2 separate regions of the Mus musculus genome follow, and region 1 is linked to region 2. A link is a loop called in an ENCODE intact Hi-C map of the cell type or tissue named here. Cell type or tissue: left cerebral cortex. All regions are shown on one strand. Links, peaks and the distances in the headings refer to the core of each region. The heading gives the core; the rest is flanking DNA. Region 1 has its middle 35 kb from the start of Gm33897. Region 2 has its middle 23 kb from the start of Gm33981.

The links. A loop is a pair of places that touch in the nucleus more often than their neighbours do. Peaks named below come from ENCODE experiments on the same cell type or tissue, not always from the same donor. Only the 100,000 strongest peaks of a DNase experiment are listed, where the experiment ranks them.
Region 1: it touches region 2 in a loop (2.2-fold over the local background); 3 of 42 quality-filtered maps call a loop at or near these places.

What each region holds. Positions count from the first base shown.
Region 1 is chr10:96,748,404-96,753,794 of GRCm38, reverse strand. No RefSeq gene overlaps it. Among named protein-coding and RNA genes, the nearest start is that of Gm33897, 35 kb to the right of the region's middle. In left cerebral cortex, for the core only: no CTCF peak of the experiment used is centred there; DNase peaks (open chromatin) are centred at 2,029 and 2,724.
Region 2 is chr10:96,932,784-96,938,174 of GRCm38, reverse strand. No RefSeq gene overlaps it. Among named protein-coding and RNA genes, the nearest start is that of Gm33981, 23 kb to the left of the region's middle. In left cerebral cortex, for the core only: a CTCF peak has its summit at 3,361 (motif pointing right); a DNase peak (open chromatin) is centred at 3,358.

The sequences.
Region 1 (5,391 bases), core at 84-5,083, 180 kb after region 2:
CACTCCAGGGGTTAATGTCTGGACAGTAATCAGAGTCTGGCAGTGCCCACCCCACACATAATAGGCATTGTTGTGCTTTAGAGTTTGTCTGTTTTCTCTGGCAGGCTTGACTCCTTGGAACAGATTCTAAAAGAGGAAAGGAAAAAGTCTGTCTGCCTTTTTTTTTTCTTTCCTTTGTTTTTAATATGCACATTCAACAAAAGCATGAGGACCATCATAGAAATGTTATTTGCTTGGATTTCCAGGAAAGTTGGGGAAGGTGATAACTTATCAGTTTAGAATACATTTACCTCAAAGGGGAATGAGTATTCGTGTGTGTGTGTGTGTGTGTGTGTGTGTGTGTGTTTGTGTGTGTGTGTGTGTGTGTGTGTTTGTGTGTGTTTGTGTGTGTGTGTGTGTATGTGTGTGTGTGTATGTGTGTGTGTGTGTGTGTGTGTGTGTGTGTGTGTGTGTGTGTCGGAGGCATCTGTAATATCCGAATGTGACTGCCTTCTCGCTCAGATAGGAAACAACACATTACAACTGTATTAGCTGATGAGTGAACTGTGGCTGGCCCATTATCTGCATAGAAAATCCATTAGCATGACGTTATTAATGTGCCTGTTCATCAGCCTTCCCAGGTCACTTGCAATCTTGCGACATGTTTTGTCATTCACACCTGATAGGTTTCCAGATGTTTCCATCTGCAAGCACGTGAACATGTCTTACTAAGTCACTGGGACAGCAAAATCCCATGACAACATATTAGATTCCATTTCAGTGGGGGAATGACAAGGTTTCTTGTTTTAGTCTTTGGTTGTTGTTTTTCTTTTTTTCATGAGGCAAATAATGAAGTTGGCTTTCAGTGGCTGATATTTACAGATGTTTTCGAATGTTTAATCTTATTTTCTGTAGCTTCCCTGTCACAGACCAGAGATAAGCATCTTGGGGAAGCCACCTGGTCCATGGACCATTCTTGGATGGACCTAGGCTAAAGAAGAGAGGAGCTAGTTCCAGGCTTCGCAAGTCTCCCTGCCTCTTTCAACTCCTGGCTTCTGAACTGGGTTCAGGAAAACGCCCGTATCCATATAAGAACATGGCACAACCTAGACTCAGCCCACCAGCTTTGGTTTGCCACCCCAAGCTACTGCTGCTGAAAGTGGTTAATTATAATGACAGCCACCACTGACTGACCAGCTACTCTGCCATTCCTTTATATTCTCCCACTGTATTCACAGATTAGACGGCATTGTTTGAATTCTCCAGGTTACAAAAGATGCAATGTAAGAAAATTAAGAACTTATTTTCATTCAATTTAAAACATGAAAGATGGTCCTGAATCAAAACAATGGGTCTCTGGGCTCAAATTATATGGTGTGTGTGTGTGTTTTATGTAGATTATCTCATGGTTGTGGAGCATACACTTTCCTGACTAAGCCATCTTCCCAACTCTTGATACCTTATTTTAACAGTTACTTTCCTCTGAGTATGTAGGAGAGCACTGAATGGCAAACCAGATCTTTTTTATGCTACAAATACTTCTTGAGTGCTGCCCCTCTGCTGGGCTCTGAGTTTTGAGCAAGTCTTCCACAGAGAGGAAAACACAAAGATACTCACACTCATGGACAGTGAGCATGGACTTCAGAATCGGTGTGAAAAATAATAAACATAAATACAGCAGAAAGACAGGTGTGGCTGCCCACAGGGGGACGGCAGTGTGTGGGAGAAGACAGCAGGCTGTCCTTTAAAATGGCCGAGTAATGTTCACCATCAGCAGAATGTGACCACACCACCACCTACCAAATAGCAAATCCTGGGTTTTTATGGTTCTCTTGTCACTACAAGCAGCCTTTCGTCCTTGAAAGGGAACACGGGATGTCTTGTGTCGGGTGTTCTATTTAAGTGCATAAAAAGAAATGTTATTCTTTCAAAGCCATTCTGCCCTTCCCTTCCTCTTACTGGGTGAAAATGCTGAAGGCTTGGCAGCTGGAACAATGCAGGGATGGGAGAGGGGAGAGGAAGGAAACACAGCTTCGCTCTGCGGGAGACTGAACAAGGGTGAAGCTGCGGCCCCGCCCCTTGGGTCCCTGGGCGCCCCGCCCTCCTGGTCCCCTGGGATGCCTGCTGAAGGGAAGGAAGAGGAAGTGCCTGCCTGCCTGCCAGACACTGCCTCCCCCTCTGAAAGTAGAGTTTACTTTTCTCAAGAGCTAATAATGTCCTATTACCATAGATTTGGATTTCGCTCAGATTCAAAAAGGAGAGCAAGGCGTTCTTCTTCAAATGTGAAGTGTTTCTAGACTTTTAGAGAAAAAAAAAAAAGGCATCCACATAAAGGCTACTGTTTTGTATATAACATCTTTCCTGGGTATTCCAGAAAAGAAACAACGTGATAAAAAGAAGCATTGCTACACAGGTTTCCTGTGAACGTTGATTGGTTTTAAGAGCTTAGGGGAAAAAAGGAGAGAAACAAGAAGAAATGATTTCAACAAACTAAGAAAAACGCTCCAGTAAACGCACTATGAAAATAGGCAGAAATGAAATCTGGTTCTTGGTAATAATATTATTAATTTAAGATATCCTTAAGCAACAAGTTCCTTCAAAACATTATGTAAGCTTAGCGTTAGGAGGACTAATAAAAACAATCCTACGGAAGACCAGAAGAGGTGGAGGGTCAAGTCTGCTTGCCTGGAAAGGCTAGCAAGCAGTTCCCACATTCTGCCACCAGCAATGACATAATTGTCTGGGATGACTCACGCTACCAGCTACTGTGCAGTGCTTTTCCAGAAAGAACCTGAGCAAACCTTTGCCGCATGGGAGAGAGACTATTCTCTTCTTATTCAATAGATAAGAGGAATGATCAGACTGGAAGTGATTTATGCAAGGCGAGTAAGGCTGGATTTGAAATCCTCAGCCCTTTCTCCCTTACTTTTCCTGTATGTTCCTGTCTCCATACTCTCTTCAAAGAGTATGTACTTGTCTTATGACAGAATAATTCTTTTGTAGAATCCGAACGTTGTATGTTTACTCTACTGAACTGATTTCTTAAGCCACTTACTCTAATTCTCAGGATAAAGTCCCCTAAGAACTATGAGGAGGTCTGAGTCCTGGGGGGGGGGGGGGGGTGTCTGTGCTACGTTCCTTGACTAAACCAGACTGGAGGACATCTAGTAGTGAAGCAGTAGAAACTAAACCTCATCTTCGCCCTGCCTCATTCACACCCCTCTAAGAGTTCTCTGAAACATAAGGGGTAACAAATCAAAAGGGCTAAATCAAAGCCAGCATTTTGTAGACTAGGTAATTAGGGATGAGAATTTAACAAGTTCCTTCACTCTATTCTGACTTTGATATTCCTTTGGAAAAACAGAGGGGGAGGCAGTCAGAGTTTAGGGAAAATGGTTTCTTCCTTTGTATGCAAAATATTTAAATGAGTATATACTATACATAATCATATTAGTGAACATCTAGAGTTATAAGGCAAAGTCATTGGAGAACGGGAAATTATTTTTCATCATAAAATATCTATCGTCACTGCATTCCTTTGTAAAGTAACTTGCCTGAGACTGTGGGATACCATTTTTTTTTTTCTGTCCAAGCCAAAGAAGACAAGTACTGGGAAATGCAGTACACAAGTGCACAGGGTCAGAACAGTCTGAGCATTCGGGTCAGGCCCTCCCAAGGCCTCTTTCCCAAAATAGCATCTCCTTTTACTTAAATCAAATGTGTTCACTCTTTTAAAAGATATGTATGCTATTGACTTTTCCGTTGATGGGATAAAAGCATCATAATCAAAACCAAGTTATAGAAGAAAGTTTGTTTTGTACATAGAATTTCAGAGTGGGATTCCATAACTGAAGTGAGGGCAGGCTAGCAGGAGCGAGGAGCAGGATGCTGTCTGATCACATTTTTCACCCACACATAGGAAACAGAATAAGAACTGGAAACAGGGTGAAGCTATAAACTCTGAGAGCCTGGTCCCAATTTCATGCTTCCTCCAGCAAAGGCCACACCTCCTAAAGGTTCCAGAACCTCCCTAAGCATTGCTACCTACTGGAGACCAAGTATTTAAATATATGAGCCTCTGGAGGGCATTTCTCAAACCATTCCACGCATCACGTACAACAAATCTTCCCAGGTAGTCAACTTGACCATCTGTGTTTCTGGGAAGAGCACTAATCCATGTGTGTTCTTTGGTATGTGTCAGAAATACTTGGAGAAGCTCTCGACTTGTGTACTTGGGCACCACTACTGGAAACTCTCATTCATTATCCAAGGGAAATTACCAGCATCTAAATTTTAATCAGTCTTCCTGATACTCCATGAGCTCACACAGGTGTGTATTCATGATTGTCGAACACACCTAACTCTGAAAACCCCTGGACTATTCATCGGAAAGTGATAGTTTCACCAAGTTGAAGGAGACAAGAAAAATAGTTCCCAGAACAACTTGGACACCAAAGGATCATTTTTGGCCTTTTTAAGATGTAAATTGATATGTCCTCTGCCTTCTAAAGACAAACTAGGACGGTAGCTTTTTAATATGTGTGGTTTGCAAGATGCATTAAAGTCAAGTGGTCCACTGAAACCCATCCCTTGGACATATCTGTCACATCATGTTGGCCCTGAGCTGGCCCTCCCTCCTTCCAGCAGCCTCCTTATTTCCACACCGCAGTTTCTGAAACATAATTCCAGATAAAGTTAGCGCACCATCAGATGTCTGGTACTCATATGACTCCATTTTCTGTTGCTCGAACAGCAAACATTTATTTTCAATAATGTTTGAAGCTAGAAATTCAATTCCTCAGTTAAGAGTTTTCCTTACTTCCCTCTCACTCTGCACTCCCACAGTGAGAACAGGAAGTGCAGGTGTGGTGCTATTAGAAACAAACAAACAAACAAACAAACAAACCGGGGGCGGGAGGGCTAGAGAGATGACTCAGCAGTTAAGAGCACTGACTGCTCTTCCAGGAGTCCTGAGTTCAAAGCCCAACAACCACATAGTGGCTCACAACCACCTATAATGAGATCTGTCTCCTCTTCTGGGGTGTCTGAAGACTGCTACAATGAGCAGGGTGGAGCAAGCTGGGCCATAGCGAGCGCTGCAGAATTGGCTCAGCAGTTAAGAGCACTGACTGCTCTTCGGAGGTCCTGAGTTCAAATCCCAGCAAACACACGATGACTCACAACCATCTGTAACAAGAACTGATGCTCTCTTCTGGTATGTCTGAAAACAGCTACAATGCACTTACATATAATAAATAAATAAATCTTTAAAAAAGAAAAAAGAAAAAAAAAAAAGGAGAAGAAACCAGGAGGAGAGAGTAGAGAGATCCTCATGTAGGTGGAGAGTGAGAACCCTGGTCTCTTCCGTCTTCTTGTAAGCAACCAATCCCATTCCATCATGGGAAAATGTCC
Region 2 (5,391 bases), core at 307-5,306:
CGGGCGCCGTGAGAGGTTTGATGTGAGGCACTGCAGAGCATCTTCCATGGGCTCATGACTCCTGCTGTCCAAATGGCTCTGCTCTTGATTGCTTGCTCTGTTTCATCATCTTAACACACAAAATAATTTTGGAAAAAGAGGCTTTTTATTTATTTGTTCGTGAAGCCTTGAAAATTATGAAGCTGGTTTTGATTGCTCTAAATTCTTTCATAGTTATTGAAAAGTAAAAAAATAAAAATAAAATCTTGAAGATCTTATAAGTGTCAGAATAAAGAATGTAAATTTTAGCCTGGGAGTGATGCCTTTAATCCCAGCATTTGGGAGGCAGAGGCAGGCAGATTTCTTAGTTCAAGGCCAGCCTGGTCTACAGAGTGAGTTCTAGGACAGCCAGGGCTACACAGAGAAAAACAAACAAACAAACAAACAACAACAACAACAACAACAACAACAAAAAATTCCAGTGCTCATGGAAAATTTATTTGTCCTTTGTAAGAGTTTTTATCCTATGAAAGGGAACCAATACATTATTGTTTGCTTTTTTGCTTTTTGACAATTAGGACACAGACTTGTAGGGGAAAAATTCAGTGGTTACAAGAAGCACACTCTAGGCCAATGACTCTGGATGAAAGTGGAGGTCTAAGGAACCTGGGAAATGGAAATGGGTCAGGACAATTGGGGAAAGCATTATACCTAACTGATTAATTGGAAACCTGCCTCTAAAAGAAGTAGGCTACTGTGACTGACCCTGGGGTCAATGGAGCTATTAGCTCTTTGTATCTTTCAGGGACTTGCCTCCCTTCTTTCCTCTTTGAGTCCCAGGTTACCATGAGTTGCATCAAGCTACTCCCAACACATCGCACAGGCAGCAGATAAATCAATGAGATATAACAGAGACTATTTTCTACCTAACTCTAATCCATTCTTAAAGTGCAGCTCCAAAGCCAAGTTTCTCTAAGCTTTCTCAATCCCCAAAGCTGAGAATATAAATGTTATAGTCAGAAAGATGATAGATATTTTTTAATCCATTTCAAATGCTGATCAACCTGCTACTGATCTTGAGAACTGTACTTTCCCGAGTCTCAGGTGATTCCTCTCACAATCCTCAATCAATCAGATTCATCTATGATTAAGCAACAGTATTCCCTTTCTCACTGCACCATGCTGGGGGAAGTTTCATCATTTTCATAGTTCATATAGTGGACTTTACATACACATGATTGTCTTGTCAATGCAAACTAGTCTTCAGTAATAGTAGATGTATATCCTGTAGCCACATTGTATCTTAACAATGAATGCTTCATGTATGATCACTGTGACAAATTAAATTATACCTTTTTTTTTCTCTATGGAAAACAGTGACATTTGTTTCAGAGTGCAAAATAATCCTCTCTCCCAATTGGACATGCAAATGATCAACAGCTATATACAAATTAGCTCAGGATCATAGAAATACAAGTAAAAACATACAGTAATATAACTCTTTATCATCTTAGACGATGAAGTAACAATCTTTTTTAAAGGCAACAAAAAGTATTGGTGAAGGTATAAAAGAATTTTGTCAGTGAGTACGTGATGTGATATAGATGCCAGGCAAAATAGTGTGGGCAGCCTGCAAGCAAAATTAACATGTGACCCAGATATTTCACTTCTGGGTATGACCCATCTGAACTTAAAATAACATCTCCAACAGAAACTTGTTTCCCCTGTTCATCATAAAGTATTCACAAAATCCAACAGGCAGAGAAAACATAAGTATACACTCAAGGATGAATAAATAAAACTAAATATGTTACACACACACACACACACACACACACACACACACACACACACACTTTTCATCCTTAAAGAAGAAGCATTTAAAATATTTAACACTGCTGGAACTTGAGAAAATCATGTTAAGAGAAATTAACAAAAAACAAATACAGCATGACTTCCCTTCTATGATGTACTAAAATGTATTGGGCTGCATTTAGTCAACATCTCTGCCTTCACTATAGCAGAAACTATCATTAATATAACAACTTTAAATGTACCAAACAATACCTCTGTCTCTGGAGAAAGAAAAACAATCAGTATTCAATCCCAACCATGTGAAGACTTTTCACCTTCTTAAGTCCTAGGCTATTAAAATTGCAGGGCACCAGAAATATCTTCATTCCTCCAAGTACTTTTTAAAAGTACTCAATGTAAAATTTAAAACCAATTACTAATCACAATAAATTACCAATACTATTTTATTGTGTAAACATCAAATCTAACTGAGTAGTCTGTTTTAAAGCATGCAGTCCTTTCCATTTCGGATGAAGAATTAACTGTTTGCCTTTGAGCAAGGTACAGGTTTCTGGTGACTTTATTTACTCAGACACCAAATGAAGATGTTAATAGCAATTCTTTCCCAGTACCATCAAGAAAGAGTGAGGCAGTACACATAATCACCCATCTCACTCACTATAATTTATATACTTACACACTAGGTAAGAATACCAACTGCAGATAATTTTGTATGTGTGTGCTTGTGTGTGTGTGTGCATGTGTATATGTGATGTATTTATTGTGTATATTTTTCTGTATCTTAATATCTTCTTATGAATTATTTTTAAGGCATGGCTTTTAAAATTTTTAAACTTTTGTCAAATTTGGTCACATTTTGCTATTCTCGCCATTCACACAGTAATGACTATTTTTAAAGAGAAATTACATATTTTTTCAATTCTCCCCTCATTCTAACTTCAGTAGAATGGGTTGCCTATTCTAAGCTCTCTTTAAATATGTTTGAATAAATACCTATAACATTAATGTTTAATGCGATGCAAGTATTTCATTTAAAGATAAGAGAATGTTTACATTTCTATTCAACAATTTCAAGTTCAGACTACCTTAACTGGAATAGCTATATCACATTTGCCTTGGGGAGCAGGTGGTGGGAAAACTTCCATTTGCAGAACAGTAACAATCAGAAAGAAACATTATAAGGGACAGACAATTTGTTTATTATGATTTCTTACTTCATAAGCTAGCAGATTGAATTCTAAGCTTTCAAGCCATGGACTTCTGTGCTGGCCTTCATTCAGTCAACATCTCTGCCTTTGCTTATACCTAACTAATATCACAGATTTAACAACTATATGTGAACCAAACAATGCTTCTGTCTTTGGGGAAAGAACAACATTAGCATTCACTTCCAACATCCTCAAAGTGTTTCCTGTTTCCTCTCTCCTCTTATAACACACACACACACACACACACACACACACACACACACACATACACACACGCACCTACACATGCACACTATACACATAACCACTGAAACCATGCGAAGTCCATCTGGCCACCAGAGGGCTTCCCTGAGAATGGAAAAGCCCAGAATACACTCCTGTCTGAATATCTGCCTGGTTTTGTCCAGAAGGCAAGTGTGTGAATTTTAAAGTGTGAAAGATGCTGCCTTCCAAAAACCAGAATCTTCTTCGTGTGAACAAGATTTCTATAGCTGGTGACCTTCCTTCGGTGGGTAAAACAGTGTAATGCCAAACTGAGATTTGTTACAATTTCATTCACTAACTGAATTTAAATTGCCATTTCCCTTCAACAGCAACTGGATATCTGTGATTTTAAGAAAGTTATTTCTCATTATAGGAGATAAAAAACATTATACTTTTTAAAGTATACCTTTACAGATATGTTGAAACAATTTGTGGGTAAAACATGATAATGTTTGTGGTTATTTTAAATATATATATATATATATATATATATATATATATATATATATATATATATATATATTGTGTGCCTCCAAAGGCTAGAAAAGGGAGACTTTGAATGTTTTCATCATAAGTGATAAAGTTTGATGAGATAATCATGTCTAACCTCATTTGTACCTTGCATAGTGCATCTCTATCAAAATAAGACATGGAAGCCTCATTCATGTATATAATTTTATTTTTGCATTTTTTTAAGACAAGGTCATTCCGTTTTACGTGAATGGCTTTAATCCTTGTGCTCAGTGCGTCCTCTTGCCACAGCTTTCCCACCTATGCATATCTCCCTGAAATAAGCTCAGATGCCATCTTACTCTATGTGATAGCTATTCTTTGTTTGATTACACCTGGAATTACCTAAAACCCTAACATGGAGGTGCATACCAGTAAGGGAATTTTTGCTTAAATTGAGGTAGGAAGATCTACTTTTAATCTGGATCTTTGAGATAGGAAGTCACATCTTTAATCCAGATCTTTTGAGCTGGGAAAACCCACCTCTAATTTGGCTCATGACTTCTGATGAAAGCCTACATATGTACATGAAAGAAGGAAGCTTTTTCTCTTTGCCTGCTTGCTCTCGCCTTGCTAGTATATCCATTCCTTCACTGGCACTAGTCCCTACTTCTTTAGGATTCCAGTGGATACCGAAGACCACCTGAGATACCCAAGCTTGTGGACTGGGCAATTACTGGATTTTTTGACTTTCTGTTCACAGCAAGAAATTTTTGGATTAGCTGGACCACATCCTGTAAGCCATTTTAATAAATCTCATAGATAGATAGATAGATAGATAGATAGATAGATAGATAGATAGATAGAGATAGATAAATGATAGATTCATTCTATACTTTATAGAATCCTGACTAATACATTGTGTATCAGATAAAAATAAATTTAGGATGTGAAAATGGTTTTTGCTTTTGTTTTTTGAGATAGGGTCTCTATATTCTTATGCTTCTTTGAATTTGCTATGTAGCCAATGCTGGTCTTAAAAGACCCTGATATAGCTGTCTCGTGTGAGGCTATGCCAGTGCCTGGCAAATATAGAAGTGGATGTTCACAGTCATCTATAGGATGCAACATGGGGCCCCCAGTGGAGGAGCAAGAGAAAGTACCCAAGGAGCTGAAGGGGTCTGCAACCCTATAGGTGGAACAACAATATGAACTAACCAGTAGTCCTAGAGCTCGTGTCTTTAGCTGCATATGTAGCAGAAGATGGCCTAGTCGGCCATCATTGAGAAGAAAGGCCCCTTGGTCTTGCAAACTTTATATGCCCCAGTACAGGGGAACACCAGGGCCAAGAAGTGGGAGTGAGTGGGTAGGGGAGCAGGGCAGAGGGAGGTATGGGGAACTTTTGGGATAGCATTTGAAATGTAAATGAAGAAAATATCTAATAAAAAATATTTAAAAACTGGCAAATCTAATGCCTTACAAACCAAGAGTTCTAGGATGAGAGGCATGCCCAACCATGCTCTGAATTTTTTAATTTAATTTGAATTTTAAGAACTAGAGAAAAAATATATTGTAAGAAAGAAGAATGGAAATTTCAAGGGAGAGCAGAATTCAAGTACAGTCATGAGCATTATATGCAGTGTTCTAAATAACCATAAGCATTTTTATATTATAC